Regions from separate parts of the Homo sapiens genome. Here regions 1, 3 and 4 are each linked to region 2. The links are chromatin loops, found by intact Hi-C in ENCODE. Cell type or tissue: endothelial cell of umbilical vein. All regions are shown on one strand.

Region 1 (8,000 bases), 180 kb before region 2:
AATGAATAATGGGAATGACTAATCTAAACTGAAAATGAATAATGGAAATCACTAAATTAATCTGGCTCATTACAAAATTGCATTTTCCCCCTCTAAAGGGTCCCTGGGAGTGACTGCAGTGGGCGCAGTGGGTGAGTCAGCGGGGACCATTGGATGACTTATTCTTCCACACCCGCAAGACAAAGCTGTTTCCCACAGAACAAAAATTGGCGGGAGCTGACTCCGTTCAGGAGGGAGAAATGAGATATCAAAAGAAAACTCTCTGAATTCCAATTTTCCATTCCTAAAAATAGGATTAAAAATTGTACCCTGCTCATGTCACAGGGTTGCTCTGGAGAGCAAATGAGAGTCAAACTAATTCAGGGCTCCCCTGCCCTGCACCACCTGTCCACAGCCCACGCACCATTGCCAGAGGTGTCTCGGGAGACGGGGGCCGAGGGGGAGATGGGAGGTGAGAGGAGAGATTGGGGGCAGTGGGGAGGTGAGGGGGGATGGGAGGAGACGGGAGGTGAGGGAGGATGGGAAGAGTTGGGGAGATAGAGGAGAAGGGAAGGTGAGGGAGAGACGGCCTCGTAGCAGTTCTTCACAAAACTTCAATAACTGTGGGGTCCTGAGAAAATGGGATCCGCTATTAAAATGATATGGGAAGCAATGAAAAGGAGCCTAATCCAAGAGTATGAATGCTTTTCTTACTCTGGAGTCACTCTTTTCAATACGGAGAATATGTTCAGCTTCATGAGCTTCGTAAAGACCCATGTGGGAGTTAAGCTGCTGAGTCCAGTTAGGGGAAAAACCTTACATAAGTATCTTAGCCTTCCTAAGTCTTCATTTCCTCAAATGCAAAATGCGGTAGATGATACATTCTTTGTTGGCTTGTGAGGATTAAATGAAATAATGAACTTTAATGCTTGGCAGGTGCTTAGCACATGTCAGGCAACAATAAATGGAGCTATTAGAAGTACCAGTATTACAGGAAGAGAATTATTATTAGAAAATCGTTCCTAGAAGATAATTAGATTATTATTATTAGAAGTGCCAGTATTCCATATAATGACCCCCAATAAAGATGGTAATAGGGTCAGGTGCAGTGGCTCACACCTGTAGTCCCAGTACTGTCAGAGGCCAAGGCAGGCATATCACCTGAGGTCAGGAATTTGAGATCAGCCTGGCCAACGTGGTGAAACCCTGTTTCTACTAAAACTACAAAAATTAGCCAGGCTTGGTGGTGGCGTGCACCTATAATCCCAGCTACTCAGGAGGGCTGAGGTGGGAGAATTGCTTGAACCCAGGAGGTGGAGGTTGCAGTGAGCCAAGATTGGGCCACTGCCCTCCGGCCTGGGCAATAGAGCGAGACTCTGTTTCAAAGAAATAAAAAGAAAAAGATGGTATATGTGCCAAATTTTCTTTATCCAGTGTATCATTGATGGGCATTTGGGTTGGTTCCAAGTCTTCACTATTGTAAATAGTGCTGCAATAAACATACATGTGCATGTGTCTTCATAGCAGAATGATTTATAATTCTTTGGGTATATACCCAGTAATAGGATTGCTGGGTCAAATAGTATTTCTGGTTCTAGATCCTTGAGGAATCGCACACTGTCTTCCACAATGGTTGAACTAATTTACACTCCCACCAACAGTGTAAAAGGGTTCCTATTTCTCCACATCCTCTCCAGCATCTGTTGTTTCCTGACTTTTTAATGATTGCCATAGTAATTGGTGTGAGATTGTATCTCATTGTGGTTTTGATTTGCATATCTCTAATGACCAGTGATGATGAGCTTTTTTTCATATGTTTATTGGCTGCATAAATGTCTTCTTTTGAGAAGTGTCTGTTCATATCCTTTGCCCACTTTTTGATGGGGTTGTTTGTTTTTTTCTTGTAAATTTGGTACATATACACCATGGAATACTATGCAGCCATAAAAAAGAATGAATTCATGTCTTTTGCAGGGACGTAGATGAAGCTGAAAACTATTATTCTCAGCAAACTAACACAGGAACAGAAAAGCAAACACCGCATGTTCTCACTCATAAGTGGGAGTTGAACAATAAGAACACATGGACACAGGGAGGGGAACATCACAGACTGGGACCTGTCAGGGGGTGGGGGGCAAGGGGAGGGAGAGCATTAAGACAGATACCTAATGCATGCAGGGCTTAAAACCTAGATGACGGGTTGATGGGTGCAGCAAACCACAATGGCATATGTATACCTATGTAACAAATCTGCACGTTCTGCACATGAATCCCAGAACTTAATGTATAATAATAATTTTAAAAAAGATGGTAAAAGGTACATGAATCACCATGGACTGCACTGGGCAAGCCATTTTAGTGCTGCAAATACGCAGATACATTCCTCTCACATATGTACAGTGTTTTCTCCTCTACAGAGTGTGTCTTCACTCGAGCTCCACCAGTCCCCTGTGTCCAGGTGAGGCAGGCATTGTTGTTCTGGTTTCATTGACCCAGACCTGCACTTGGCCATATGGCCAGCAAAGGTGGGGCTGGTTCCTTCTCCTCAGCCTATGCTCATTCTGTAGAACACAAATGCCTGTTGTCCTCTGATATTTCACTAAAGTCTTCTCCATCTAAATCTTACTCTTCTTAGTCCTATGATCAAAGCACTTTGCTTCAGAGTTTTTCTTTTCATCATAGAATGTCAAATCTGGATGATGGCTTAAAAGCCAACTCTCCAAACCCCCTAACATACGCTGGAAACTGAGGTTCCTTCCTACACAGGGAGCTACTCAAAGTCACAAAGGTGGTAAATATTGATAGTAGAATCCTGACCGTCTGTGTTTTAAGGAAATGCCCTTTAAAATATACCCCATGGCTTCTCAGACCCATTGACTCATTTCTGTGTCTGTGTGTGTGTGAGCATGTTTTGCATACTATAATTGTAAATGCTATGGCTTCTGACATGTCATACCAATTTATCTGACCTTCCCAGCACCGTAGACCAGGGTGTCCTTACTGTGCATATCCAGTGCATCCAGCCTCCCTGGGAAAGTGGGTAGCCGACATGCTGTAATCTACTCACACACACAGGCAAGCTCTTGTGATAAAATGCACTCTAACCAGAGTCACTGAGCTATGTAGACTTCCACAATCATTAAAAAGGTGCAGCAGGAATTTTCTGTAGGCTCCTGCCAAATTGGCAGAGGACTAAAGGAGCTTGTCTAGCACAGATGCCCCAAACCCTAGATGTTGCTCCTCCAGGGAGCTGGAGACTATATTGGTGAAGTGAGAAATTTACCCCAATCATGTAAAGCAAATAGTGGCATCATCAACCCATCAACAGAAGTCAGCAGGCTCATGAGGAATGAAATATTGTTCAATTCACCAATCTAAACAACCTTGGCCATGGCTGGGCAGATTGTATAAACAACTATTAAAACCTCTCTCCTCCATGAAATATTCACCTATTGTCTGCTGCCAAAACCAATAAACTGCTTTCTTGGCTGAGTCACCCAAATATTTCCTTTGACAGCAGCAGCTTTCAACTCCAACTGCAAGGCCAAGTTGCATGACAAATATACCACGAGGCCTATATTTGGATAAGTATGTTTTCTACCAACCCATTAAAAACATACCCTGCTGTTATGGATGAAATGTCAATAGTCCTTGGAAAGCACAATGAAAAGAACATCGAAAGGAACCATGGATCATGTTTCCATGGCTCTGAAACCTGTAGGTAGATTTTGTTAAAAAAAAACTTCAATAGTGTTACAAAGCCATGAAAAAAGCCTTTCTTGTCCCTCCATGACTGCCCCTTCTGTGTCTACATAGGCATATATCATCTCATCTTTGAATTGTGTGCTGGAGACAGTGGCAAAGCCCACAGGACCTGACTCACAGATGTTTTTGAGGCCTGATGCCCTGTCTTGTAATGAGGGCCCTACATTGAAAATGGTCTGGAATTTATAGACTGCGAATTACCCAAGGTTCAGATGACATTGTTCAGATTCTCCTCAGAAGGGTTCGACACAGGTTGACAGAGTTCTAAAGGCATCATCTGTGGGTATGGCACATCTGCATTTCAGCACAATTAGACCCCCATGTACCTGAACCATGTAGAAAATGTCAAGCACAAATTCTCACAGTTATCATGACTAGGGCTGTCTCATCAGAATACAGAGGTAATGCTGAAATTATAAAGTTTAACATGTTAACCATAACCATTTTCTTTCAACTTCAGACAGGTAAATGAGACCAAGTTGTGCTGCATCATCTTTCTTGCATAAACCATACCTATAATAATGTGCAATTATTTAAAGCAGAACTCTTGCAAAGCAATGTAGGTACAGAATTTTGCTGAAGTTTTTGAAATAAACTTTTTTCAATACTTTGCTGTTGTTTCTCTCATTCCCAATTTGAGAAGAATTTCCTTAAAACTTGGCTGTATAGAGTTCTTCCAAAATATCCAGCTTAATTTCATTATATTCAACAGCTCTCTTTTCATACTGGTATATCAATTTAATAATACTTGATTATCACATAATAACATATAATTGAGGCAAACTCTTCTGGAAGGTGCAGAAATTTGTACACATGCTAATGAATGGTTTTCTAGTCCCAAGTTTTCTGCATTGCCGTATACGTTGTTCAATATATTTGAAGAGAGAATGGGAAACATTAATCAATTCAGCAGGTTGACTCAAGCATGAGTAAGGTAGCTTCCACTATGGTAGTGTTCATGAAAGAAAGAAAGAGAGAGAGAGAGAAAGAAAGAAAGAAAGAAAGAAAGAAAGAAAGAAAGAAAGAAAGAAAGAAAGAAAGAAAAAGAAACTGGGTGGACTGCTTTTCACTCTTTGCTTAAAAAAATTAATAGCATTTATTTTTTAGAGTAGTTTTAGCTTCACAGCAAAGTTGACTGGCAAGTACAGAGAGTTCCCACACACATTACCCCCGGCAACCCTCCAGCCTCCCTCACCATCAGCATTCTCTTCCAGAGGGCTCACTCATGACAATTGGTGAACCAACATCAATGCACCATTGTCACCCAGAGTCCATTAGACTTCACTGGTGTACATTCTATGGGTTTTAACAACACAGAATGTGATTTATCTACCACTATAGTATGAATATACCAGGATAGTTTTATTTCCCTAAATCCCATATGCTCTACCTAGTCATCCTTTTGTCTGCCCAGCCCTGGCAGTACCTGATCTTTTTAGTGCCTCTATGGTTTTGCCTTTTCCAGAATGTCAGATAGTTGGAATCATAGTGTATGAAGCCTTTTCAGATTGTCTACTTTCACTTCATAATATGCCTTTACACTTCTTCCATGTCTTTTGTGGCTGGATAGCTCATTTCTTTTTAGTCCTCAATAATAGCCCATCATATAAACGTACCACAGCATATTTATCTATTCACCTAGGACATCTTGGTTGATTTATACCTTTTTTAAATTAAAATTTTATTTTAAGATAATTGTAAATTCACACTCAGTTGTTAGAAATAACAGAGAGATCCCATGTACCCCCACAGTTTCCCCCAGTGGTGACCACTTGCAAAATTATAGTATAATGTCACAATCAGGTTATTGACATTGATACGACCCACTGATTTTATTCAAATGTCTCCAGTTTTCCTTGTGCTCATTTGTGGATGTACTTAGTTGTATCTAATTTTATTACATTTGTAATCACATGTATCCACTGTCACAGAAACTCCTGGACATCTCTGGCACCACGAAGATCACCTTGTGGCCCTTTTATAACCACACCCACCTGTGTCCCCTTTCCCTCCCCCCATTCATAATACCTGGGAACCACTCATTTGTTTTCCATTTCTATAATGTCATTTCAAAATATTATATACACAGGATCATACAATATGTGAGCTTTTGTTAATAATACCTTTATTGAGATATAATTCACTACAAAATTTAACCATTTAAAGTGTGTGATTCAGAGGTTTTTTGTGTATTCACATGAAACCAGGTTATTGACTTGTTTCTAAAATACTGTAAAATGTGAGACCTATATTTTTATATTACTTTTTTATCTATATGCAATGTGATTCTTGAAATATTTGGATATTAACAAATTACCACTATCTATTAATAATTACAAAATATTTAGATACCCCATATCCATTAGCTGTCACCCCTCCCTCCAGCCCTTGGCAGTGACCAATGAATGGCAGTAATGTGATAACTTGTGGGAGGGAGAAATTAGAAATATTCTGGTACTTGCACTGCATATGAAGCTCTATAGTGTGATCTGAAGGTAAACTTAGATTAGATATAGATGAATATTGGAAAACCTATGGCAATTACTATAAAATAAAAAATAGAATTATAATTCACACACTGAGAGGATATAAAATGGAATTATATAAAATGGCCAATTAAAACCAGAGAAAGCAGAAAAATTGGGGGAAAGAAAGCACAAATACAGTTATTAGAAAACAATTAAAAATTTGTTAATAATCCAAATATTTCAAGAATTGCATTGCATATAGAGAAAAAGTACTATAAAAATATAGGTCTCACATTTCACAGTATTTATAAAGAAGTAGACACATAAAAGAGAATCAAATGAAGAGACCTCTGCTGTGAAGCAAAAACGTGAAGCAGATAAGTCAGCTTAACTCCACCTATTGCCATAAAATATCATGGAAAGGCAACACATTAGCCCATTTACTATTATGACATTTTGGAGGGAACTAAATACGGGCCTAGGAAACAAGGTGAGTAGTAAGACCACACCGACCATCTTGGATGGGAAGGAGAGCAGGCAGGGGCCTCCAGTTTTGTTTAAAGGTGCCTGGACATTCCATTCTGTGGACTCTGCTCAGTCAGTCTAAGTAGTAAATCATGTGCTTACATGTCCATGTTGCCACACTTGTTCCGTTAGCTGCTGTGGAACCCTGCCCTGTGCCACCCTGCCTTGAGGTCTCCTGTGGAGCCACTTCCTTTCAGGCAGCCTCTTTCCTTTCCAGATCCCCGTTCTCTCTTGTGGCTTCCTTGGCCTCACATCCACAGTGAACAGTAGCCCAGCCTCAGCCTCGGTTCCTAGGACCTCAGCCTGGATTAAAGGCTGGCCCCACTTGGACAGTTTTGTGGAATGTCCTCTCAGCGCATTTACAATCAGAAGAGCTGTGGCTCCTGCATTTCCGACTATTGCACTTCTCTCAGATGGTCAAGGACGCGGTCCATGACCATAGCCGGAGGAGTCTGTCCCGAGAGGCATTCCAGTGAATGCTTAGGGGAAGAGCAGTCATTCACTGAGTGGAAACTGTTCATCTTAGCTCTTCCTAAGAGCCTTCAGCTGCTGGGGGCCATGTGTCCTTAAATAGCTGGCCAGAGGTTGCTACTCAGTTTTCACACCTGGATAATATGTTATTTAAAGATACAATACAGAAAAGTGAAGAAATGATTAATACACAAGTCAAGATAGTGCTTATGCCTTGTTGGGAAAAGGGATACCACTGGCACACTGGGGGCTTCTAAGGTACTCATAATGTTCTATTTCTTAACCTAAGTGGTGGCTTCATGGGTTTTGTAGTCGTGTTCTTAAAACATATATCTCCTGAGTGAGTGAACATAATTTAATAAAAAAAAAAAACTATATCTGGGAAGACAACCCAGATACTAGCTACTGGGCAAAACCAAGTTTTTCAGCTACCAAAGTAACCCCACTCTCCATTCTTAAGTAAAACTCACTCACCCTGGGCTCCCACACACCATTTATGTCTATTTCAACATCTCAAGGTATTCAGGGCTACTCTACCTCCTCTCTCACAACTGGCCCTGAGTTCCAGCCTCTGTTCTCCTTTTCTCACATCATGTTCATAGAGGCAGGAGGCAAAGGAATTCTAGGCAGACATGGGTGGGTCCCCAGTGAAACCCCATCTTCAAGCAAAAGTAGCCTGAAACCCATAGCCCAAAGTGAGAACTTCTATTTTTGTTTGCCTGCTCTCTCCTGATTGGTTCTTTCTGAATAATGTCTTTTTACCAGTCAAATGTTGCCTTTTCCAAAACTACC
Region 2 (8,000 bases):
TTACAGAATTCAAAGTCAAAATGGCTTAACCACAAAGGGAAAGTATTGTCTCTTGTAATGTAAAAGGGTGGACTGCAGGCATAGCTGGATCCAGGTACTCAAAAACATCATCATGAATCTATCCCTCAACAGTTCTTTCACTCCCTATGATGTCAGAATTATCAACAGCTTTAGACTTACGTCTCACTGATTTAGAAGCAATAGACAATGGTAGACTCTCTTTTTAAAGAATTCTTACAAAAGTGCCATTGTGACAGGCTGTTTTTGCATTGCTATAAATATCTGAGGCTGGGTAATTGATAAAGACAAGAGGCTTAATTTGGCTCATGGTTCTGCAGGTTGTTCAGGACGTGTGGTGCTTGCATCTGCTTCTGATGAGGGCCTTAAGAAACTTTCAATCATAGTGGAAGGCAAAAAGGGAGTAGACATGTCACATGATGAGAGAAAGGGAGAAAGAGAGAGAAGGGGGGGAAGGGCCACACTCTTTTAAACAACCAGATCTCATGTGAACTAACTGAGCGAGAACTCATTCATCACCAAGAGGATGATGCTAAACCATTCATGAGACATTCATCCACTATGATCCAAGCACCTCCCACCAGGCCCGACTGTTAGTCCAAACTGCACCATTTCATAAGCCCCCTGCCAATTCGCAAATCTTGGTCAAAGTGAAACATTCCACAGGGGGTTGAGCTGTGAGAAACAGCCTGCCCAACCACCTGAACACAAGGCACGGGAACATCCTTCTCATACCCTGCCCAGCAACGGCCCAACCAAGGGAACATCCTTATATCCTGCCGGGCAAAGGCCCACCTGAAGGAACATTCCTATCATATCCTGCTGGGCAAAGGTTCAAGGAACATCCTATCACATCCCACCAGAAAAAGGGCCAAACCGCCTGATCATAGGTACATCTTATCAATATCCTGCTGGACAGCAAGTCATATGGCCCAGACCCCGCCCACCCATACCTTTAAGTACCCCAGCCTGTAAGTGGTGATGAGCTCTGGCATTAAGCTGGTCTCCCATGTCTGCAGGTTTTTGCAATATACCTGTGTTGCTGTAGAGCCACCTTCTCTCTCTCTCTCTCTCTCTCTCTCTCGTGTGTGTCTGTGTGTGTCTTTCTTTAACTGTCACCTTCCCTTCTAAACCTAACACCCACCTCCAACATTGGAAATCACATTTCAACATGAGATTCAGAGGGGACAAACATCCAAACCACATCAGCTATGACTAAGTCTCATCAAACGAATGTAGTCATGCCCATCTCTGAGAAAGTCAGTGTGGCCAGAGGGATGGGCTGTACTGATTACGATCCCTCCAGCTGGAGCTCCGGTAAAAGGGGAGGGACATGCGGCAAGATGCCCATGTGGACAGGGATTAGGAAAAAAAAATTTCCTCAGTGGAAAACCAAGATGCTGCGACTGAAAGAGGGGAGATTGGCTTTAGGCAGCTGAAACAATTGGTCACCATATGGATGCTGGCAATTCATGTCCTGCCACAGACTGAGACCTGGACCTGGAGCCCTGCCCTTCAACATCCTGCCCTTTCAGAGTCAAAACTTCATCTTTTCCTTCCTTAGCACTTTGCTTCCAGCTCTTACTGGCATTTACAGACTTTGGCCTTATTTGAGAAAACGCAATACACAGGACCATGAATTACACTGGAGCTGGAACCATGTCCCCCTTGCTTCTGCTTCCCCAATGCCCAGGGTGTTGCAGCCTCTCCCATGGATTTGCCGAATTCAATATGTTTAACGTATAGCATTTTCAGGTGCCAATGTGGCTTGTTTTGGTGAATAGAGGGACAAATAAAGCATTCTTTCCTCTGTCCACACCCTCTCCTGCCTTGATCCATTCAGGCACCATGGGTGGGGAAGGCCTGTTAGTCAACCAGCCCTCAAGAAGCAGTTAGATCCTAACAGCTACTCACTCTTGAGATGACAGAAATGTGTGGAGAAGCTACTGACGTGAAGCTACCGGCTCATGTCCATGCCGGCTCCATGGTTTCTGAAGAGGCACGAGCCTCTTTTCAAGGCCACAGACATGAAATGCAAAGTTCACAGATGCTTCACCTCCCACCTGAGGACCTTCCTCTTGTCCAGACCATTAGCACAGAGCCCAACGATGAGCAGAGGCGTTAATGAACCCTGTGCAGGCAGCTTTCTGTCTATAGTTCTTGCTCCCAGTTGGGAACTTCTCACCACACTGACAAAATTTATTATGTACCATGGAACTTCAGGGTCACTTGGGAACAGAATAGATATTAAATTCACTCCTGCGAGGGTTTATGGCACCAGCAGCCAGAAAGGCTGCCTGCGGAGCTTCCTCTGGAGTCAGGACATGATCTGTTTGAAGGAGTCAAACTATCCCATTGGTGATGAGTGAGCTCTCGCTCAGTTGGTTCACAGGAGATCTGGTTGTTTAAAAGAGGTTGGGACCTCCCCCTTCTCTGTCTCTTGCTCCCTGTCATCTTGTGACATGTCTGTTCCCCTTTTGCCTTCTGCCGTGACTGTAAGCTTCCTGAGGCCCTCCTCAGAAGCAGATCCTGGCACCACACTCCTTGTACAGCCTGCAGACCATGAGCTAAATAAACTCCTTTCTTTATAAATTACCCAGTCTCAGGAAGTCCCAAGAGCCCAGAGACCCTTCCTTAGCCAGAATAGCTTCTTCATGGAGAACCCAAGGAGCAATGTGCAGGCTCACTTCTTCCAACTGGGATGCCAGACAGAGAGGCCCTGGACCACCAAGTCTTTTTTTCCTGCAAGATTCCTCATCTTCACAGAATGTACCGGATGTGTCTTGGTACCTGGATCTCATGCACAGCTTCATCACTGGTTTCTAGGAATTACAAGACACTCCAGGAGCCCATGCCAAATGGTTTTCCCTGGATAGCAGAGTTCCTCTGTAAATGTGTGACCCTGCTGGCCACCTCACATGCTAAAGGAAGAAGACCAGGTGGTGGAATGCGAGGGGATGGACATTTATCACTCTGTCAGGCACTGTGCTAGGCATGCTGCATGCATTCCTGCCTATGGCTGGTTTGTCCTGAAGGGAATGGAGACTCGGCACTGCAAATTCACCCTGTCCTGTCTTCTTCAGTCTTCTGCGAAGGATCTGGCCCCAGGCTTTCTACTGAAATCCTGGCAGCCTCAAGAGCCTTAGCCCAGCCTGGGAGTGAAGGGCGGGCTGACTTCCAACATCAAGCTCCGCTGCAGAGTCGGGGACAATCAGGGCCTTGAAGCAGGGCCACCTCTGCTGCTGCAGCTCCACATTGCTATTCCGTAGTCTTAGTTCTGGATTCCAGCTCAGCCGCTCCCACAGTGCTCTCAGGGTGGCTCCTCATCAAGTGAGCAGGGACCAGGCATTTCCTGATCATTTGTCCCCAGTGCTGTGTTTTTCACAGGGGAGGAATGTCTGCTCAGAATTCTTGATTGCCTAGGATTCCTGCAAATATGACTTGGCCAAGTCAGTATTCTCAGCATATGCCATTTAAGGGAGGACATTTCCTGTTTTCATTGGCCTAATTCAGGCATTCTTCATTTCTGCGTGGGCAATTGCAAATTTCTTAATAATTTCTCTGTTTTAAATCTTATCTTGCTTCAGTCTGTCCTTCCCACATTGTTCTAGAATTGTAAATGTGTTAACAATAACTGGCAGGTCAGACACAGCAATGAGCGCTTTAGACCTGTGACGTCATTCAGTCCTCAAAAAGATCCTACCAGGAAGACCCTCCAATTCTCCCCAGTTTACAGATAGGAAACACATTTAGGGATGCTTTGGTAATATGCCAGGTCATATTGAGTAAGTGGAAAGGCTGGTATTGAATGCAGACCTGACTCACTCCAGACCATCACCACTCGTTTTTAAAACACCAGTCTAACCTTGTTACTGCTCTGCTTAGAAGATGGGGTAGATTGCCTCTCTCTGCTTCTCCCCACTAAATTCAACTGTGAACCCTAGAAATAAAACAAGAGGCAACCAAAGGAGGACTATGAAAGGTGGGAAGAGAACAGTACACTAATTAGGGACCCTGGGACTAGAAAAACAACACAGCTGGACACAGCTTGTTAAGCTTCAATCCAACAGAAAAAGGAACCAAGGCTCCATGTATCCTGACCCCTGACCTTGTAACAGAAGACGTAATTGTTTACATATAAAATCCCAGATTCTACAAATAAAATTAAAAACTAGAACTAAGAAGTAAGTCCAACAAGGTTGAATAAGACAAAAATCAATACAAAAGTATCCATTGGATTTGTATATACTAAAAATGAACTTGTGGAAACAGAAATTTAAATTTTAATACCATTTACAATTGCCCCAAAGAAAATGAAATAGGTGTAAATCTAACAAAATATGTGTGGTATCTGAATGCTAAAAATTACAAAGTGCTGATTGAAAGAAATCGAAGAAGACAAAAAGAGACACATGATGTCCATGTGTTGGACAACTAAACCAAACAACGATGTTAATCCTTCTCAAATTAATTTAGTCCGATTTGTAACAAAATTCCTGCAAAGTCTTTTTTGGTAAATGTCGAAAAGCTTATCCTAAAATTTAAATGGGCAGGCACAGCATATAGAAGCTAAGAAGAATAAAATAGATGTAATCATTCTGCTTGATGCTAAGGTTTACCATAGAGCTACAGTAATTCCAGAAGTGGACTATTAGTTGATAAATGGCACATAAATCAATGGGACAAAACAGAGAATGCAGAAAAAAATCCCAACTGATTTGTTAACAAATATTTCCTACTTATTTTTTATAAAGATACAAAAACAGTTCAATATAGAAAAATAAGACTTTTAAACAAATGGTTCTGAAGAAGTTAGACATTCTGTAAGAAAAATTAAATAAATAAACTTCCACATAGACCTCACACCTTATATTAAATTTTACTCAAAATGGATCACAGACATACATGTAAAATATTTAAGTGTAAAACTTTCAGAAAACAACATTGGAGAATATCTTCTGGACCTAGGGCTAGACGAAAAGTTTTTAAACTTGACACCAAAAGCAAAATCAGTAATAGGAAAGTTTGATAAACTGAACCTCAGCAAATTAAAACCTTTTGCTGTTCAAAAGACTCTGTTAAAAGTATAGAAAGACAAACTAAAACTGAAAGAAAACATTTGCAAACCACACGTCTGACAAAGTACCTATAATATAGAAAGAATTCTCAAAACTCAACATTAAAAACAATCTAATTAGGAAATAGACAAAAAACATAAACATATATTTCATGCAAGAGAATATATAGACAGCAGATAAGCACATGAAAAGGTGTTCAACGTCATTAGCCATTAAAGAAATGCAAATAAAAGTCAAAATGAGAAACACTACATACCTATCATAATGGCTTAAATAAAAAATAGTGATATTACCTAATGCTCATAAGGATGTGGTGAAGCTGCTTCACTCATACATTGCTAGTGGGAATGTAATATGATACAGCCACTCTGAAAAGGAGCATAAAAGTTTCTTACAAAACTAAACATGTGCCTATCATACCCCTTTAGCAGTTGCACTCTTGAACATTTTTCCCTGAGAAATGAAAAGCTAACTGCATATGAATATCTGCACATAATGCTTATAGCAGTATTGTTCATAGAAGCCCTAAACTGGAAACAGACCAGAAGCTCTTCAATGAGTGAGTTGTTACACAAACTGTAGCATTCTCATACGGGGTATATTATCAGAGTTCTCCAAGCTCCAGAGAAACAGCACCAATAGAAAAGAGTGAGAGAGAGAAAGTCACAGAGTAAGGAGAGCTGATGATATAGTTCCACTTTGAAGGCTGATAGGCTCAAGACCCAGTAGATATTTCAGTCTGTAGCTGAAGGCAGGAAAAAAGCCCATGTTTTTGTTCAAGGCCGTCAGGTGGCAAGTATTCTCTTTTTGGGGAGGGTCAGCCTTTTTGTTCTATTCATGTCCTCAATTGATTGGACGAGGCCCACCCACATTAGGGAGGACCACCTGCTTTCCTCAATCCACCAATTTAAATGTTAATTTCATCCAGAAATGCCCTCACAGAAACACCCAGAATAATGTTTGACCAAATGTCTGAGTAACCTGTGGCCCAGTCAAGCTGACACAAATTAACCATCACACCATAGAAGACTGCCCTGAAATGAAGGTAAAGAACTATTACACAGAATAGCTTGGGTGAGTCTGAAGGGAATTATGCTGAGTGAGACAAAAACCAATCACAGAAGAGAACATACTATATGATTCCATTTACATATAATTGTTAAAATGACAACATTGTAGAGTTGCAGAACAGATCGGTGATTGCCAGGCAGATCAGTTGGTGGCAGGGACAGGAGGGTTTGAGTATGGTTATAAAAGTATAATTTGAGAGAACCTTGGGCTCATAGAACTAATCTCTAAACTGTCATGGTGGATATGAGAATCCACATAGGTGGATAAAATTGTATAGAAATAAATACAACACACACACACACACACACACACACACACACAAGTAAAGCTGAGAAATGTGAATATATGGATGCACTGTATCAATGTCGGTATCCTAATTTTGATGTTGTACTATGATTTTGCAAGATGCTACCATTGGGGAGCATGGGTGAAGAGCATACAGTTTATTTCTCTCTGCAATATTTCCCCAGTGTTGGAGATGGAGGCTGGTGGGAGGTGATTTCATGGGGTGGATCCTTCCTGAATGGGTTAGCAAATTCCCCCCGTGCTGTCCTCATTATAGTAAGTGATCTTACTATAATCACGAGATCTGGTTGTTTAAAAGTGTGTGGCACCCTCCCACTCCCCTCTCTCTCTTTCTTCCTCCTTCTCTGGGCATGTAAGAAGCCTGTTTCTCCTTGCCTTCCACCATGATTTTAAGTTTCCTGAGGCCTCCCCAGAAGCAGAAGCCACTACGCTTCCTGTACGGCCTATAGGACCATGAGCTAATTAAACCTCTTTTCTTTATAAATTATTCAGTCTCAGGAATTTATTTCTAACAATGTGAGAATGAACTAACACATAAACCAGGAATCAGCCACACTTCACTCAGAGTATTCAGGATTTGGCCCTGACCTGGGATTCAGTCACCTCCCATAGCAATGACCATGCAAAGCCAGGGCTCCAACATCCAGGAGCGAAGGAGCACGGATGCCAGGTAAGCAATCAAAGGTCTCTGCTGTAAGCCACTTCTATTTCTTCTATTTCTTCTTCCCAGGCCTGTCTCCTCTTAGAGTAAATGCATCAAGGGGCCTACTATTTCCATCCAAATAGATAAACATCCCAGACTTAAGATATCCATAAATGGAGCTCATCTTTGCCCCAAAGTTTCTCTTCCACCCATTTTTTCTCTAAATTAATTGATGGCACCGCTTTCCCTTCAGTCACCTCCTCTAGGAATCTTTCCTGTCTTATGCCTCTCACCTAGGTTCTAACCACCCTTTCCCTGTGCCAGACATGCTTTTTTTTTTATTTCTAACTCTCTCCCTCCCTCCTCAACCATGGACTTCCATCTCTGTATCTCCCACTTACCTTGTGGATCTCAGCTCATGCATCTTTTCTCCCCACCACACCTGGCCTGGATATTCCTCCACATGCCACCAACGCACCCGTGCATCACAGTGATGGCACTGTCACAGTGCATCTCACTGTTCTGTTTCCCCTCTAGAAGGTAGGTTCCAGAGCCAAGAGTCTCAACCTTGGCTACACATAGAAATCACTTGGGGGATTTTAAAAATATTGACGTCTTGGCCTGCCACCAGATTTTTTTCTGACTAAATGGTATCAGGGGCAGCCTGGGCTTTGGAATATTTAAAAGCTCCCAGATGATTCCCACGTATAGCCAAGTTTGAGAACCATTGTTTTAAGCTACCAAGTCTATATGTCCACCATTGTATTCCCAGTTCCAAAACAGAGCTGCACACATAGTAAATCCATCAATACTTACCACCTGAATGGGGCAAGCAGAGAAATTTATCACTATCTTTCTGAAAAACCTTAAGTCATGGGGTCTGT
Region 3 (8,000 bases), 290 kb before region 2:
CCCTCTGACACCCTAGAATGTGAGCTACGCACGGGCTGAATCTAATCTGGCCTCCGGCAGGGACAGTGATTCTGTGGCTTCAGACATGTCCCTGAGAAGCAGAGGATGGTGTAGCAGGCACCAGAAAATGCTGATGATGACGATGATCCAGCAAAATAGTTGGTGGAGAAGGAGCTGGGCTCCTGTCTTGCCTCTGCCACTTACTGGCTGTGTGCCTGTTTCTAGGCCTCAGTTTCCTCCTCTGTAAAGTGGGGATGACAGTACTACCTGCTTCATGCAGATTATGAAACATTAGACAAGATAATGAGTAAAGTTTTTAGCATACTACTTTGCATGTAGGTTTTGGTGGTTTCTGGTTATTATTCATAGTGATTTTTTCAGTAATTATATATTGAAAAGAAAGCTGAAAACCATTAAAGGATGTTAAAAACACCATGGAAATGTGCTTATCTTTTTAAAAAGTTGCAGTAGCTTTGGGAAGTCACCAGGAATGGCAGCCACGTGGCTCCAAACTGACTGCTGTGTGGCAGGGACCGCCAGGGTGGGGCTGGGTCCAGCTCAGAGTCATCCTGCTGAGCTTTCAGCCCCCAGATCCTTATCAAGTCATTGTGAATCTCAGCGCATTCCAATGGGCCATGTTCATGATGCCTGTGGAGGGGTGGGGTGGTTCCCTCCACTTTGGCCCAAGGAGAGTTTGCCTTTCCCAGGACTCTGGCCAGTAGAGTTCAAGTGGTGTAATTTTCTTCATCTCTTAACTGTTTCCAGGAGTTTGCAGAGCCTTCTCCTTCCTGGCTTCCTTCTCTGCCTTGGGGGTGCCTGTGGCCACAGGAGCCCTGAGCAGGGTTTGCACTCCCAGTCTGGGGATGAACAGGAGGACCTGTCTGATGGGAGCAGCTGCCAAGCAAGGGTGGGGATGGGAGAGAACCCCCAAACAGAGCAGGCGTGGCGTCCGGGTGGGCCAGATGAGCAGGGGTCCAAGGTCAGGGTTCACAGGCTCAACAAGAAGCTTCCTCTTGGAAACCTAAAAAAGGAATCAGGACCGAGGGACATAACCACAGAGACACCAAAGGCCCAGACAACAGGCTCAGGCGGGAGCGTAGCTACTTGTGGTCATAAAGCTCTGAATGCTGCTTTAGTCTCCAGGCCCCAGGGCCTGAGCCTTCAGGACCAAGATCTGGAGCTCCTGCCCTGCTATACCAAAGGTGCTGCTGTAAACACTGTTCTGGTTCTAACTGTTTAATCCCACGCCAACTCTAGGAGGCAGGTGCTATTTAATATCATCTCCAGTTACCAAGGAAGAAACTGAGATTCAGAAAGAGAAAGGCACCTGCCCAAGGTCGCACAGCTTGTGAGCTACAAGGCTGGGACCTGGGCAGCCTGGCTCTGGGGGAAGCGTCAGGCACCAGGGTCCCTGCAGGGGCCTCTGTGCACTTTCTCATTCACATGGCCTGAAGCTCATCCTGAGGTCAGCTGGGAGACTGTGCAGCCCTCTTCAAAGGCCCATCTACAGAATTTGTGAGTCTTTGAACCATTTATTGATTGTAGAAGACAATCAGCCCAGAGAGACGTGAGATGGTTCTGTAGGAAACACTATGATAGGACAGTCAGCAGGAGCCTAGTACAGCACTGAGTATGTGTGTGTGTGTGTGTGTGTGTGTGTGTTTGTGTGTACACTCAGAAAAAAGCAAGTTCCTACTGTGGCAAAGAATAGAGGGTAAAAATGCAAACATGCGAGTACCCCTCTGACACAATGAGTTCTTTCTATCATTCATTTTTTTCTTTACCATTTTAGTGGAGGCAACATTGCCCCAAGGGAATAAACGGACATTAAATCTCTGTGTTTTGGGATTTTCCTGGCATTTTTAAATCAGGAAAGTACTATTTACAGCTACATGCTCACACACACACACACACCCTGCACACACACACACACACATACACACACACACACGGGGAGGGTCACAGCAGACAATGGCACCTGGCCCAGCGGGGTCCCCTGGATGGGAAGGCAAGTGCAGTGTGTCAATCACTTAGAGGGGCAAAGGCGGGCTAGAGGGAAAGCCCCCAATTCCTGAAGATGGTGGGGCTGGACAGGAGAGACCTTCATCCCTGTCACTTTCCTCTAAGCTCCATACCAAGTGGAAGTCACGAAGGTTAGGGTCTTGTTGCTCACCCATAAAACGAAGTATGGTGATGACAGTGATGGGACTAAGTCACACTCATGTTAAGTTGTCCAGTACCTGCGACACAGACACTGCAAGAACAGTCCCTCTAGGTGTTAGAGACAGCAGCCTCTGTCCCAAGGCATCTGTGAGAGTTGGAAGTGGTGCTTGGTAGATGGCATTGTGTGGATGGGTACTGGGGGGAGTCACATCTGCGGGTTGGTCCCTGTGCAGCACACAGAGAACGATGTCTGCGTGGACCTCACTTGATGGCTGTGACAGCCTCAGCTCACTTGGCTTCCCACACAGGAGACCTGCAAGGCCACTCACAAAAGGCGATTGATTTAGTGGCTCAGGGCGCTGGGATGGAAGGGCCTGGGGAGTCCTTCAGTGACGACCCTTCTCTCTGCGTGGCCTCAGGCCCCAGCCTCCCCACTTCTCCCAGTTCTAGCAACTGACACTCATCTCTTCTCCCCAACCCTCTTTTCTCTTTCTAATCTGTGAAAGAAAAAGTAGTCCCCACTTCCCTGGGGCTTTACCTTTAGAATTCCAAATTGTTTTACCACAACTTGGCTCTGGTAAATTCCAAGTTTTGACTTTTCTCTCTGTTGTTTAATATTTGAATTTCAAGACCCAGCTTGGAAGTTGAAGAACTGAATATTGAGGATTTTATTCCCTTGTGTTCCTGCTACATAACTCCTGATTCTCCTTCTTGCAGAACAGGCTAGAGGGTGAGTCACTGTCTCAGTCAGCTTGAGTTGCTGTAACAAATACACCCTAGGCTGGGAAGCTTAAACAGCAGACATTTACTTCTCAGAGTTCTGGAGCTGGGAAGTCCAGGATCAAGGCACTGGGAGATGTGGTATGTAGGGGGCCCTTTTCAGGTTTGGGATGGCACCTTGCTGTGGTCTCACATAAGGGAGAGCAGGGAGGTAGGGAGCAAGCTAGCTCAGGTCTCTCTCTCTCTTTTTTTTTTTTTTTTTTTTTTTTGAGACAAGAATCTTGCTCTGTCACCCAGGCTGGAATGCAGTGGTGTGATCTTGGTTCACTGCAACCTCTGCCTCCTGGGTTCAAGTGATTCTTCTGCTTCAGCCTCCCGACTAGCTGGGACTACAGGCTTGTGCCACCACGCCCGGCTAATTTTTGTATATTTAGTAGAGATGTGGTTTCACCATGTTAGCCAGGATGGTCTTGATCTCCTGACCTCCTGATCCACCTGCCTTGGCCCCACAAAGTGCTGGGATTACAGGCGTGAGCCACCACACCTGGCCCTCAGGTCTCTTATAGGAGCACTAATCCCATCATGAGAGCTCCAGGCACATGACCTCATCACCTCCTGGAGTCCTCACCTCCAAATACCATCACATCGTGGTTAGGCTTCAACATGCCTACTCCAGGAGGATGCAAACATTCAGCCCATAGCAGTCATGTACCTGAGGTTGTGATGAAATAAATACACAAAATAACATTTCTATCTATCACCATCCTCCTCCTTTTTGACTGTTAGCTGGGCTGGCCAGCACCTCGAGGATGGTGGGTTTGCTGGCATCTTCCGGCAGACAATGGGGGCCCTGATGATGGGCTAAGAGACCCAGTGGCCCTCACTCTGTCTCTTAAGCCCTTGACCCTGTGGCCTTTAGTGAAGCTCAGTGCAGTTATCAGGACCCCATGACTCATTTGCTCTCCAATTCTTCCTAAGGATGTTTACAGACCAACTTACACCAGCAATAGCTTTTAAAAACCCTCATGAAGAATTCCCACAGTCTACCCATAACCTCTGCCGCAGAGTTCGTAATGTCCCAGACCCCCGTCCTCAGCCATGCAATCACTAGCGTCTTTATATGTAAAGAGAAGATAGTAAAACCTTGCCCTGCTGAATTCATGGGATTCTTTTAAGAGCCCAGCAGTGGTAGATGGGAAGTTCTTTGTAAACGGAACCATGCTGGGACCACTTGCCCTTTTATTCAGGGTCCTGACTTTTCCTTCCTGGCCCTGCGGTCCCCCTGCAGTGCACTCTCCTGACCCTAGGTGGCAGCAGCACCTCGGCTCCCCTCAAGGGAGGCCTGCTGCGGATGGAGGCTAAGGTCAGGATGCAGCCTAATTAGCTGAACAGTTTGCAGCCCTGCTCAGCAAAGAAACCCCTGGGGTGCGGGAAGAGAGTGACTCACATTCTTGTTTCCTTGATAAAGGAGAATGTTTTGAGAGTCATTCTAGCGTTGCAGTCTGGGGTCACACCATCCAGACACTTGGCTTCTCTTCCTTCCCCAGCATCCCTCAAGACCTTTTTTTTTTTTTTTAAATCCTCACTCCCCCCAACCCCCCTCAAATGCACCAATAGGCTCAGTCAGAACAAGGGCTCAAGAGTCTGCCCGAATAAAGACTCTTCTGTGTCCACAGGCTCAATGTGAGCATCCCTGTCCACACCCGGGCCTGGCCAGACCCAAGGGCTTTCTTACAAGATGTGTGAAACGTCAGCATTGAAAGGGCTGGGCAGAGCATCTAGTCTAATGGGAATTTGACAGGGGTAAACTGTGCCTGAGAACCCAAAAGAGGCAGGGAGGGAATGAGCATTTCCTGATCACCTGCAGCGTGCAAGCCCTGTGTGAGGTGTCGGTATACCTGCTCACTCTTCTAGAACAGCCGTAGGATGGGGTAGGTGAGGGAGGTGGGTTTCAAATGGAAAAAATGGCTGCACAAGAGAACACAAGTAGCTTCAAGATGAGAGTAGCTCAGTTCATTCATGGATTTATTTTTCCTGCAAATGTTCACCCTGGTGTGTTTCAGTGCCCAGGCCTGGGGACATCCCAGCTGACCCCTGCAGCTGGGGGCTCTAGTCAGGCCCACTGTCATGCCTCTGGTGGCTCAAGGGTGCACCTGGTCCCGTAATGCCTCCCAGGTCGGCCACACCTCTCAGAAGATACCATTCCTCACCTTCCTCGTGTGCTGGTTCCTCTCCTTCTGACTTTGGTTCTTCAGCCTCAGCTTATCTCTTCCTCCCCAGAGCTGGTGCTGACTTGAGCCCCCATGGCCTTGCCTTGGAAAATATGACAATGACTGTAAATGTTTGGCCGCAGAACTGTTCTTTCACGGGGCCACAAAAGAACGTGTGGCCTCCTGATAATGCCCACGGCTGGTGCAGGCTTGGGGAAGGAGGCCTCTTGCAGAACCAACCCTATAGATGCTGTAGCACCACTGACCCCTTGCACATACATATGCTGCTGACTAGCTCTTGGCCTGAGAAACTTCATTCATTAACATCTTTCCCAGGGCACCTGTGTCCCCTTGGAATCTGGTTTATCTCCAGACAGAAAAACACATGGTTCCTGTTTTCCTCAGGCAGCTCCTGGTTCCATACTGGTCATTGCATGGAAGGTTGAACAGGAGGATTGCCTAATTCTGTGCATCTGAATGAGAGCACAGGCCCATCCAGGAGGTCTGCCGCAAATGCAAAGTGCTTGTCACATTACAGGCAATCAGTGAAAGGAAGCTGCCTCATGGTGTCAGCATGGGTTGCATGTCTTATAAATATACATTGGATCTCTCGCAACAAAGGCTCTGTAGAGTTTGAAGGGACGTGGGAGGGATCTAGTTTTGACTTCTGATGGTGGAACATCGGGCATCAACGTGACAAGGCACTTTGGGCAAGGGGGCTTGTTCTCTTCATCTCTGTGAGAGATAATTGCCATCTTTGGTGTTCATCATTCATTTGTCCACTTAATTCTGCTGGCTGAACCTGGAATGACACCACACGCTGGAGACAGCTTGATGAACAGAACAAGACATGGCTCCCAACCTTGCCCTTTGTTGTCTGATGGAGAGCAGGGAAGCAAAGAAGGGAATAGGAGGCTGAGAGGTGAGGCTGGGCCATGTAAGGCCTTCTGGGCTATGTGAAGGATTTGCATCTTTAGCTCAAAAGCAATGTGAAGTGTTTGAAGGGATTTTAGGAGGCGAGTAATACAATCAGGTTTGCATTTCACTATTAAGTAGATGAGTTGGATGGAGGCTTCCAGATCTGGAGGCCTGGAGAATATTGGTCCAGGCAAGGATGGTGGCACACAGGAATAAGGCAGTGAGGGTGGAGATGGAAAGAGTGAACAGATTTGAGAGATGTTTAAGAAGCTAAAAGTGTAACCTGCTCCCGCCAGAGTATCTGTTCAACCAATGGCAAAATCAACTCAATGGATTACATACTGGTCCTGGGATCCTGTGTTTCAACCTCCTTGTTGTACAAGAGATAGTTTGTAGGTCTGAGGGCAAAGGAACTTCTGGGGGCCCACAGCAAGTGAGATGCAGAGCCAGGGCCGAGACTGGTGTAAACGCATGGGAACCACACTGGGGACTCACAACAAAGCCCAGTGCTGGATGAGGTCCTCTCTAGGCCTCTCCCTAGGGATACCTGGGTCCTCTCCTTTCCTCTCCCTGGAGCAAGCCCCATTACCCCATCAGGGAGAGGAAAGGATAGGATCCAGGTCTCCAGCCTCCAGAGACATCTGCTTACCAGGGGACCCGGGGAGTGAGGAAGAGTATAGGAGCAAGCATGGAGTGGGGCCTCTGCTCAGGCCCTGTCCCTTCTTTCATGGCGCCTACAGCACATCTTTCAGCAAAGGATGCGACAGGCAGCAGGGTGGGGAATCTGAGAACAACCAGGCATTTGATGCCTCTGGGGGCAGGGCAGATAATGAGATGCAGGCATGAGCCCAGGGGGCTGTTTGCGGTCCAGTCTGCCCTCCTTCTTGGCACTGAGGCCAGACTTAAAGGTCAGGAGGACGTCAGACCCTCTCATCTGGGGCTCTCCTGGCAGCCCCTCCCCTCTGCACTCCTCTTCCAGCCCCTGCACGCTTCTGCCGCACCAGCTTCAATGCCTCTATTGTGGCGGCAGCTGCAGCGCTGGGGGCTCTGGCCCTCTCTCCCTCTTCTCCCCTCCTGCAGGCCCCCATGGGTGGGGAGCTGAGCAGCTCCTTCCTATTTTCTGTACCCTCAGGCCCAGAACTCCTGGTTTCTGGTCACCCTCCTCATTCTGGGCAGGTGGCTGCTGGTGACCCGGCTCCAGCTCCCTCTCCCGCCTTTTCTGGGTGGATGCCCTGAGTGACACAGGAAAGTTTCCCAAAGCAGGTGGACTCCTGGGGCCACCGGGACCTGCTCTCTCCCTCCACAGGAGATTCCTGTCTGTAGATCTTGGCTTTCCTGCAGGATCCACACTGGAGGGAGGGAAGGGGTAGACTGGGGAAGAGTTCTGTGCTTTCAGCTGTAGCATTTAGATTCAAGGAGAGAAATGGAGAGAGAAAGAGAGAGAGAGAGATTGCACAAAAGCATTTTAAAAGAAACCACCTTTATTCTCTTACTCTCCAGGTGGGTACACCAAGCCTGATAAAATCCAACTTTGGAGTCATATGATTTAACTGGAGAAGTCTTTCACTTTGGTATGAGACTTAAACAAGTGGTCTCTCTTTTCTGACTTTGACTTCCTTATCTGTTAGCAGGGTCTCATGCCTCTCCCAGCTCTGTGGGTTGCTGTGAGTCCCAGGACACCTAGAAGTAAACTCAGGAATGAATGACTTGAGCCACCTCGGTGCTCTGTCCAGGCTGCCCCTCCCCACCCCTGCCTGCTATCACAGTGCCATTAAGTTTAAGTGACAAAGCAAGGATTTAAATTAAAAAGGCAAAAATTTCACGGAGAGTTGGGCATTTGAGCTGCGCAGAGAGCTTACCTGAAGTGCTGCAGCCCTGGAAGCACAGCCAGCTGGCTGCCCAGATGTACTGAGCCAGTGCAAAGCTTGACATAATGGAAAGACGGTTGCTCTCTGTCCCCTGGTCTGAGCTGACAGCAAACCACAGAGA
Region 4 (8,000 bases), 230 kb before region 2:
GATCCTCAGCTGGGTTCATATACTGACTGTGGGAACTAGAAGCATCATTATCTCTGAGTCTGTAGCCACATCTTCCAGGAGTGGCATGGACAGCCCCACCTTCTCCTGGAAAACAGTTACCTTTCTTTCCAATCCCCCTTCTTGTCATGAACTGTTATACTGCTGCTGGGTCTCTTACTTGACTAACTTAGGGGAGGTCTGTATATGTGTCCTCCACTCCCTGCTGGAAAGTAATGGGAAATGTGTGAATTCTCCAGGCACACAGCCTTTGCTCTTGCAGTTTCTCTTTGGCCATATGAATAAGCTCGTGATGAATCCTCAGCAGTAGGATTTTGGATTGCAATTGGTGCTCTCTGTCACCACTTTATTGATGTTGGCTGCAGAAACCTCCCCAGTCTTCAGTGGGGTCCAAATGAACCAGAGCGGGAGGAAGGAAATAAACTGTGGTCCCTTCATAGGCTCCTATCAGTTCACACTCAGCACCAAGGCCATCTGGCACCTGACTCACATTCCACAACTGTGTCGTCCACAGAACCTGCGCTCTGGCAGGGCAGGGACTGACATCCCTCCTTCCCTGCCTTACAGCCTGATTCTTCTGATATCCTCATCTCAGAAAGGGTCACCACCATCCTTTACTTGCTCAATCCAATAACCTAAGCAATTGGCTCAAATCTCTATCACTCCCTGTCCACAAAGAGTTCACAGTCAGATCCAAACACACCTCATACTCCACCATGCATGGCTGCTCTTACTGCCATGGCTGTGTCACAGCGATACTTCCTCCCCACCTCCCCTCCTCCATGGCCTCTGCAGTGCTCTCTCTGCTTGCTTTCCCTTTCTCACTTTATTCACTGCATAACAGCAGCATGATCCTCCAAGAAGTAATTCCATCCATCTCCCTGTTCAAGGCCCTAGAACACCACTCATGGCACCTACAGTAGCTTCCCACGCCTGCCATTCCCCACACACCTGTCACTCCTGCTTCCCAGTCTCAGGCTGAGCACCTTTCCCCTGCTGGATCCCCAGCCAGTCCCCCTCTGGTGAGCACAGGCCCCTCCGACCTGGGAGCTCTGCATTGTCCCCTAGGTGCCCTAGGCGTGAAAGCCTTGTCCTGGGTCCTTATGTGATGGCTTCCTTCTTAACCTTCAGATGCTACTTTCTGAAGTAGCCTCTCCCAGGTCATGTCTACCTCATTGCCCTGTTACTACGTTGCCTGGTCATGTGTTGACTGGCCCATTGTCTGTCTTCCCAGGCAGAATGCTGGCTCAGTGAGGGGAGGAGAGAAGTCTTTCTCACCATTGCTCCCCAGCCCTAGCATGGAGCCTGGGACATAGTAGGTGCCCAATACACTTTTGTTAAATGAATTAATTAGATTCTTTCCTTAGCCTTCTGTGTCCAGTGTGGTCAGGAAATAGCTACTGAATGAAAAGGAAATAGATTAATGGATCAATAATGGTGTAATTCTGTTGTAAATCCTGCTGCAAATGCCCCCGACATGCAAGGCAGCTCCTGGGTGTGAAAGCATCTCTTCTCCATTTTTTCCTCCCAGTCATGTTCATGCAGCAGCATTGTTTATAACCAGATTTCCTTTGATCATTTGCAGGACAAGAATTCATCTTGTGTGGGTGGAAAAGATCATGACTCTGGAATTCTAAAATATCTCCCAGATTGATTTTTTTTCACCAAGGAAGCACCTGTGGATGTGGGGCCCTAAATGAGAAAGTTCTGATTTTACACATCTATGATTTGGATGGAAACAAAAGTGAATCTCTGACCTTCTGGTCACCTCTCTGGCTAGCTCTCCCATTCCTGTACATTTACTCCAGGGGGAAAGTGCAGAGGAGGTGGGCCATGCCAGGAAGGGCACAGCCATTGGAGAATCTGAATTAGTGGATTTCAAGCAAAATTAGAGTCTGGGGCTAGGACCACCTGGAAGCTCCTGTGGTCTTCCAGAGCTGACACAAGTGGCAGTGAAAATGGCCTGAAGAAGAGGCAAAGGGACTTGCTACAACAGCCACTGGCACCTGCCTCTGGGCTTGCCTTTTGTCTCCCTTTCCTTGCTCTTTAAACCTGGCTATCCTTACCCTCCCTTGGAGAACACTCCTCCCAAGACTGACTGTAAAGTAAGGCTGCCCCTGCAGAGCCCGAAGATGAGCCTGGCTGAGAAACAAGGAATAATCTCCCGGCTTTCCAGACTCCCCTCTCCCCACTGCTGGTGAAGCTCATGGCTGGTGAAACCTTGGCATGTTTAACCTCTCCATACAAGTAACTCATTGACTGTAGATTTTAGAAGCATCTGAAAATACAAGATAACGTTAAAGTATGCATGTGTGTGTTTGAAAGAACAGATGGGAAAATCCCTTTCCCATAGCTATTAATAACACTTTCCAGGCACTAAAAGAACAACAGCCATAACTCTCACCCATCCAAAAAGTGCTGAGCACAGCACTTTCTTACTTTACACACCTCCTCCCTCCTAATTGCTCACTGGTTGGATTTCTGATCTGATAACTCTATTTAAAAACTGAGTTTTGCGGGAATTTCATCCTTGTCTGAGCTCTTTCTTTTGGCCAAGCTCTTCATCTCTGTAGCTGCCTCTCTTACCCTGTGAAACTGGCCAGGGTGGCACCTACTGCCAGAGGTGCTGCAACCCCAAACAGGGGCATGATTGTCATGTGGCTAGGGCCACTCAATGCAGTTCCAGAACACCCTAACTCCCCCAGAGGAATCGCCATGTGGGCCAAGTCCTGCATCTTCTGGCACTTGAGGTCCCTTCATCTTGTCTCCTGCCACTTGATAGAGGCCTGGTGTCAAATGAGCACTCTGCGAATGCTTATGGAATGAGCATTTTCACCTCTCACCTCTGCTCCCTCTGCTACCAAAGTTCTCAAGGTTCTTGGGTCACATCGTGGCCCTTCCTGGGTTTGAGTCTGAACAAGAACAAGCTGTTCTGTCTGCCCATCTTGCCTTAAGAGCACCCATTTTCCAGTTTCCTGATGCTGAGTCCATGTGTGTTTACCTTTGAAAGGAATCAATTGAAAATCTGCAAAAGGGTTGAAAAGTGGAAAATGGTGGCATAAATAGTCTGAGGCATAAAGGAAATTTTTGATGAAAGGAAGTCAATGGCATTGGAACCAGTGGTTTCCAGGATTCAGCACTGAGATGGGATAGAAATGGATGGGCTTCCCCAGAGAGTGTGAACCACCCCAGCTTGGAATAGTAGGGCTGGGAGCGCTGAGGCCAGGTAGGAAGCAAGTTGGAGGGAATGATTTGGAGGACCACACTAAGACGCTGCCCAAGCTTCACTTGGCTCAGCCTGCAAGCCAGGGAAAAGGAAGATGTGCCTGTAGGCTCTGAATACCAGTGGGCAGAAGCACAGGGTGTCTCAGCTGGCGCAGAGCTGCACAATACACCCAGGAAACACCAACCCCAATTACTCGGCCCTGCAGTGAAACCCTAATTCTTCTGGCAGCTGAGGCAGGATGAGCTAAGTTTGTATGGATGAGGGAAGTTGATCAAAATTTACTATTGAGTGAAAACATGAGTCACAAAAATTATATTTCCATATAGTACACACATGCATGCACAAACAAACATGCACACACACACACACACACACACACACACGCACATCCCTGAAGGGATTTACAACCAAACGAACTCAGGGTTCAGATTCGGAACTGGACTTTCTCTTATGGGTACTGTCTTATTTCTCCTCTCATGCAATGATCTTGTTCCTGATTCTGAGGGACTGGCTGATTCTGATTTCCTGGTGGTCATGCTTTGGGGAAGAAACCTCCAGTCCCCTGACTGTGCATCTCAAACCCTGATTTCCCTTCCAGGACAGTTCCATGTGTGTGCCTGCAGCCAATTTTCTTGATAAGTTGACTATAGCCTCCCAATAGAATCTATAGATTGTCTGTGGGATGTTTGCACTCCGTTGAGCCTGGTTTGATACATAAATGTTTGATTGACCACATAATTTAAGTAATGTCCATATTGTGTCACTGGAGGCCTCTGGGTGGAGGCTGGACCTCAGGGGCCTGTGGAAAGATGCTTGGATTTTCTTCTAAGTTTAAAGGGGACTGGATCTCGGCTGCCATGTCATTACCCTCTTTTACTCAGCCTCTGCATAACCCCTGGTTCTGATGGTGCACAGGTGGGAAGGCCATTGTGCCTCCCTTATTCTGGGCCACAGGAGACACCCGGCTCTGAGCACTCAGCCAGAGGCCTCAGGATCACCCCAGGGAGACTGGCACCCAGCCAGCTCATTGCCTGACTTGGCTGCAGCCCCAGCCTGTCTTTGAGGTATTTAGAAAGCGCAGCATGAATGCCTCTGGCATGGCCCCAGCTGTGGGAAAATAAAATGCGTCATTTCTCAGAGACAAGTTCTCAGTGTCAAGTTCAGTGTCATTCAAGTGGCCCTAATAGAAGACTGTGCTTCCTGTCCAGGGAGTATTGCCCTCCCATGTTGGACAACTGCAGGTGCCACTGTCCAGAGGACACAGGGACAACCTGAGAGACCTGGTTCTGATTTTCTATAAAGAAAATTCATCACCTGAATTTCCACTATTTTAAGACAATCTCCATTGTTAAAAAAAATAAGCTTTGATGCACTGAAATTTCGGAGTTTATTTAAGCAGTAATTCATGAATTGGGCAGCTCCAAACTAGAGTGGTTTGGAACTCCCCAGAGGTAGATGAAAAGCTTTAAAAGGGTGAATATGGAAGCAGAGCAAATAAATTAATTGGTTAAAATTTGAACAATGGCCTCATTTGGACTATGTAGGTGGGAAGTTCAAAGTGATATAACTAATAATGTCCAGTTGGCTGGTGGTGGGCTGAGCTTAAGTTTAATTTTTAAAAAATTAGTCATATATAGGAAATGAGTCTGAGTTGGGTTTCAGGGGTTTGTTTATGTAGGAACAAAGGGCATTGGAGCCACCTCAGTCTAATGGCCTCCCCATTTAATTATTTTAACATCGTTAGTATTCTAGAACCAACCTTTATATTTTAAAACATATATAGAGCACTCTCTCTCTCTCTCACACATACACACATATACACGTGTGTACATATGTATACATATTTATTTTTGTGTATTGATCTTTTATCCTGTGACCTTGCTGAACTTACTTATTCTAGGTTTGTTTGTTTGAAAAATTTCTCAGAACTTTCTATGTAGACTATTATGTCATCTCCCAGTATTGAAAGTTTTTCTTTCCATCCTATGTGCCTTTTACTTTCTTTTCATTCCTCATTGTGCTGGCTGGATTTTCCAGTACTGTGCTGAATGATAGTGGTGAGAGTGGACATCCTTTTCTTGTTCTAGAGCTTAGGTGCAAGCACTTGTCCTTTCACTGTTAAGTATAATAGCTATGGATATTTTGTAGTTGTTCTTTATTTCTAAACTTCTAGTCCTCAGTGGTCCCCTATCCATGAATCATTTTTTTTTGCTCAATTAAACTGTTAAATTTAATTTATCTAAGGTTTTTCTTTTAATAGTTATATCTGAAGTATTTTTGTCTGTTTGTTTTTTAGACTGTGTATAGTTGGGTCATATTTTTGATTTAATTCACCCTGTCAATTTCTGTTTCTGCTTTTCATTTGGTATATTTAGACCATTTACATGCACAATAGTTATTGATCTATTATTCGATCAATATAATATAATGTTGAGGTTATCTACCATTTCATTTTTCATTTTCTGATTATTCTGATTGTTTATCTTCATGTTTTCTTTTTATTCACTTCCTGTGGGTGACTTGAATATTTTTAGAATTCCATTTTGACTTATCTTTAGTGTTTTCTGATATATCTCCTTGCATTTATTTTAGTGATTGCTTAGGTAAATTATATGTACATATCTTATCACAGTCCATTTGGGTTGGCATTGTAGCAGCCTGAGTGAGTTAGAACACTTACCTATTCTTATGCCCCTTTACCCTCCCCCATTCTTAATACAATCATCTTAAATATTTCCTCTACATGTGTTGGGAGCTATACAGACATTATTACAAGTTTTGCTCCAGCGGTCAAACATACATTTGGAAATTCAAGAGGAGTGAAGTCTGTGGTAAAAAAATATTTACCCGTATTTTTGCTTTTTCTGTCATTCTTTCTTCCTGATGTTCCTGTGTCCTTCTTTTATGAATTCTTTTCTGTTTAATGAACTTCCTTCAGACATTCTTTTACAGTAGGTCTGCTGGTGACAGATTATCTTGGTTTTACTTCATCAGAGAATGTCTTGATTTCCCCTTATCCCCTGAATGATATTTTTCACTGGATGTAGAATTCTGAGCTGACAGCTCTTTTCTTTCAGCACTTGAAAAATGTTCCTCTTCCTTCTTGCCCCCGTGGTTTCTGAAGAAAAATCTTCTGTTCTTTGAGATGTTTTTACCCTGTGGTTAAGTTATTCTTTCCCTCTGACTACTTTCAAAAATTTTTCCTTGTCTTTAGTTTCCAGAAATTTGACTATGATGTATTTTAGTATAAATTTCTTTGGTTTTATTCTGTTTACGGTTTGCTCAGCCTCTTGAATACGTAAATTTATATATTTTCCAAATTTGTAAATTTTCTGACATTATATTTTGAATACTTTTTCAGCCCCCACTCCTGTTCTCCTTTCCTTTGGGGACTTCGGTGACACAAATGTTAGACCCTTAGTTATAGTTCCACATGCCCCTAAGTTTATACATAAAAGACATCAGGTATATATATACGTTAAATATAAATATATATATTTAATGTCTCTTCTTTCTGTTGTTCTTTCTTTTATTGGGTATATTCTATTTTATTTTCAAGTTTACAGATTCTTTCCTCTGTTTTCTTCATTCTGCTGTTGAATTCATCCATTGAGTTTTTCTTTCTGCTTTTGCATTTTTTAATTCTAAAATTCCTATTTTGTTCTTATGTTTTTTATTTCTTTGTTATAATTTTCGTTTCTTTTTTTGGGGGGAGGGGGGACAGTCTTGCTCTGTAGCCCAGGCTGGATTGCAGTGGTGAGATCTTGGCTCAATGCAACCTCTGCCTCCTGGATTCAAGCAATCCTCCTGCCTCAGCCTCCCAAGTAGCTGGGATTACAGGCATGCACCACCATGCCTGGCTAATTTTTCTGCATTTTTAGTAGAGACGGGGTTTCACCATATTGGCCAGGCTGGTCTTGAACTCCTGACCTTGTGATCCGTCCACCTTGGCCTCCCAAAGTGCCGGGATTACAGGGGTGAGCCACCACACCCAGCCTCTTTGCTATAATTTTCTATTCTTTTCCAGACATCTTCATCATTGCTCCTTGAAACATTTTTGAGGTGCCTGCTCTGAAATCCTTGTCGGAAATTTCCAACATCTGTGTCATCTTGATGTTGTCATCTGTTGATTGTCTTTTCTCATTCAAATTGAGATCTTCTTGGATCCTCAGATATTTAATTGAATCCTGGACACTAGCTATTATGCTGCAAGACTTTGGATAGTGATGAAATCTTGTGTTTTAGCAGGTCTCCTCTGATGACATCTTAGCCATGGGTGGAAAGGGTGTCTCTTTACTCCTGGGAGAGCATTGAAGTTGAGGCTCTTGACAAGGTGTCCAGAGACACTGTGGGAGGTGGGAAGGAACTCATTACTGCTCAGCAAAGATGAGATTCCAGCCTCCACACTTAGTCTTCTTGGCTTGGGAAAACTTGGGCAGGTTTGAGGGAGTCCCTTTACTCTCTGGCAAGACTGGAAGTGCAGGCTTTCCACTCAGCCTTTGCTGGTGGGATAAAAGTGGGGCTGCAGGTTTTTTCCTGTGGTGTTCTGCTGGAGTAAAATGGTTATTATCTAAAACTTTTCTGTCTTGTGAGGCTATACAATTCCTGGTCCTTTGGCTAAAGTAAACAGCTTTCTCTTGTGGAGGGTAGGGGAGTGCTATTTTTGCCTATATCTGTTGGCATTTCTGGGTCATTAGCTTCTCTAATACCTAGTCTGGAATATATGAGGCCAGAAGAAAATTCACAGAACTCACCA

The links. Peaks named below come from ENCODE experiments on the same cell type or tissue, not always from the same donor. Only the 100,000 strongest peaks of a DNase experiment are listed, where the experiment ranks them.
Region 1: a loop joins it to region 2, with 13 times the contacts of the local background. A loop is called at or near these places in 3 of 110 quality-filtered maps.
Region 3: it touches region 2 in a loop (2.5-fold over the local background); 9 of 110 quality-filtered maps call a loop at or near these places.
Region 4: it touches region 2 in a loop (13-fold over the local background); 2 of 110 quality-filtered maps call a loop at or near these places.

The regions. Positions count from the first base shown.
Region 1 is chr10:44,748,467-44,756,466 of GRCh38, reverse strand. No RefSeq gene overlaps it. Among named protein-coding and RNA genes, the nearest start is that of TMEM72, 160 kb to the left of the region's middle. RefSeq lists silencers at 2,900-3,100, 3,060-3,260. In endothelial cell of umbilical vein, no CTCF peak of the experiment used is centred here; a DNase peak (open chromatin) is centred at 3,456.
Region 2 is chr10:44,565,178-44,573,177 of GRCh38, reverse strand. No RefSeq gene overlaps it. Among named protein-coding and RNA genes, the nearest start is that of CXCL12, 180 kb to the right of the region's middle. In endothelial cell of umbilical vein, no CTCF peak of the experiment used is centred here; a DNase peak (open chromatin) is centred at 3,607; H3K27ac peaks cover 1,620 bases.
Region 3 is chr10:44,854,129-44,862,128 of GRCh38, reverse strand. The region is part of intron 2 of TMEM72-AS1 (TMEM72 antisense RNA 1); the gene reads left to right. Among named protein-coding and RNA genes, the nearest start is that of TMEM72, 53 kb to the left of the region's middle. In endothelial cell of umbilical vein, a CTCF peak has its summit at 4,182 (motif pointing right); no DNase peak of the experiment used is centred here.
Region 4 is chr10:44,798,452-44,806,451 of GRCh38, reverse strand. It overlaps the pseudogene EIF2AP4. Among named protein-coding and RNA genes, the nearest start is that of TMEM72, 110 kb to the left of the region's middle. In endothelial cell of umbilical vein, no CTCF peak of the experiment used is centred here; a DNase peak (open chromatin) is centred at 4,321; H3K27ac peaks cover 308 bases; H3K27me3 peaks cover 150 bases.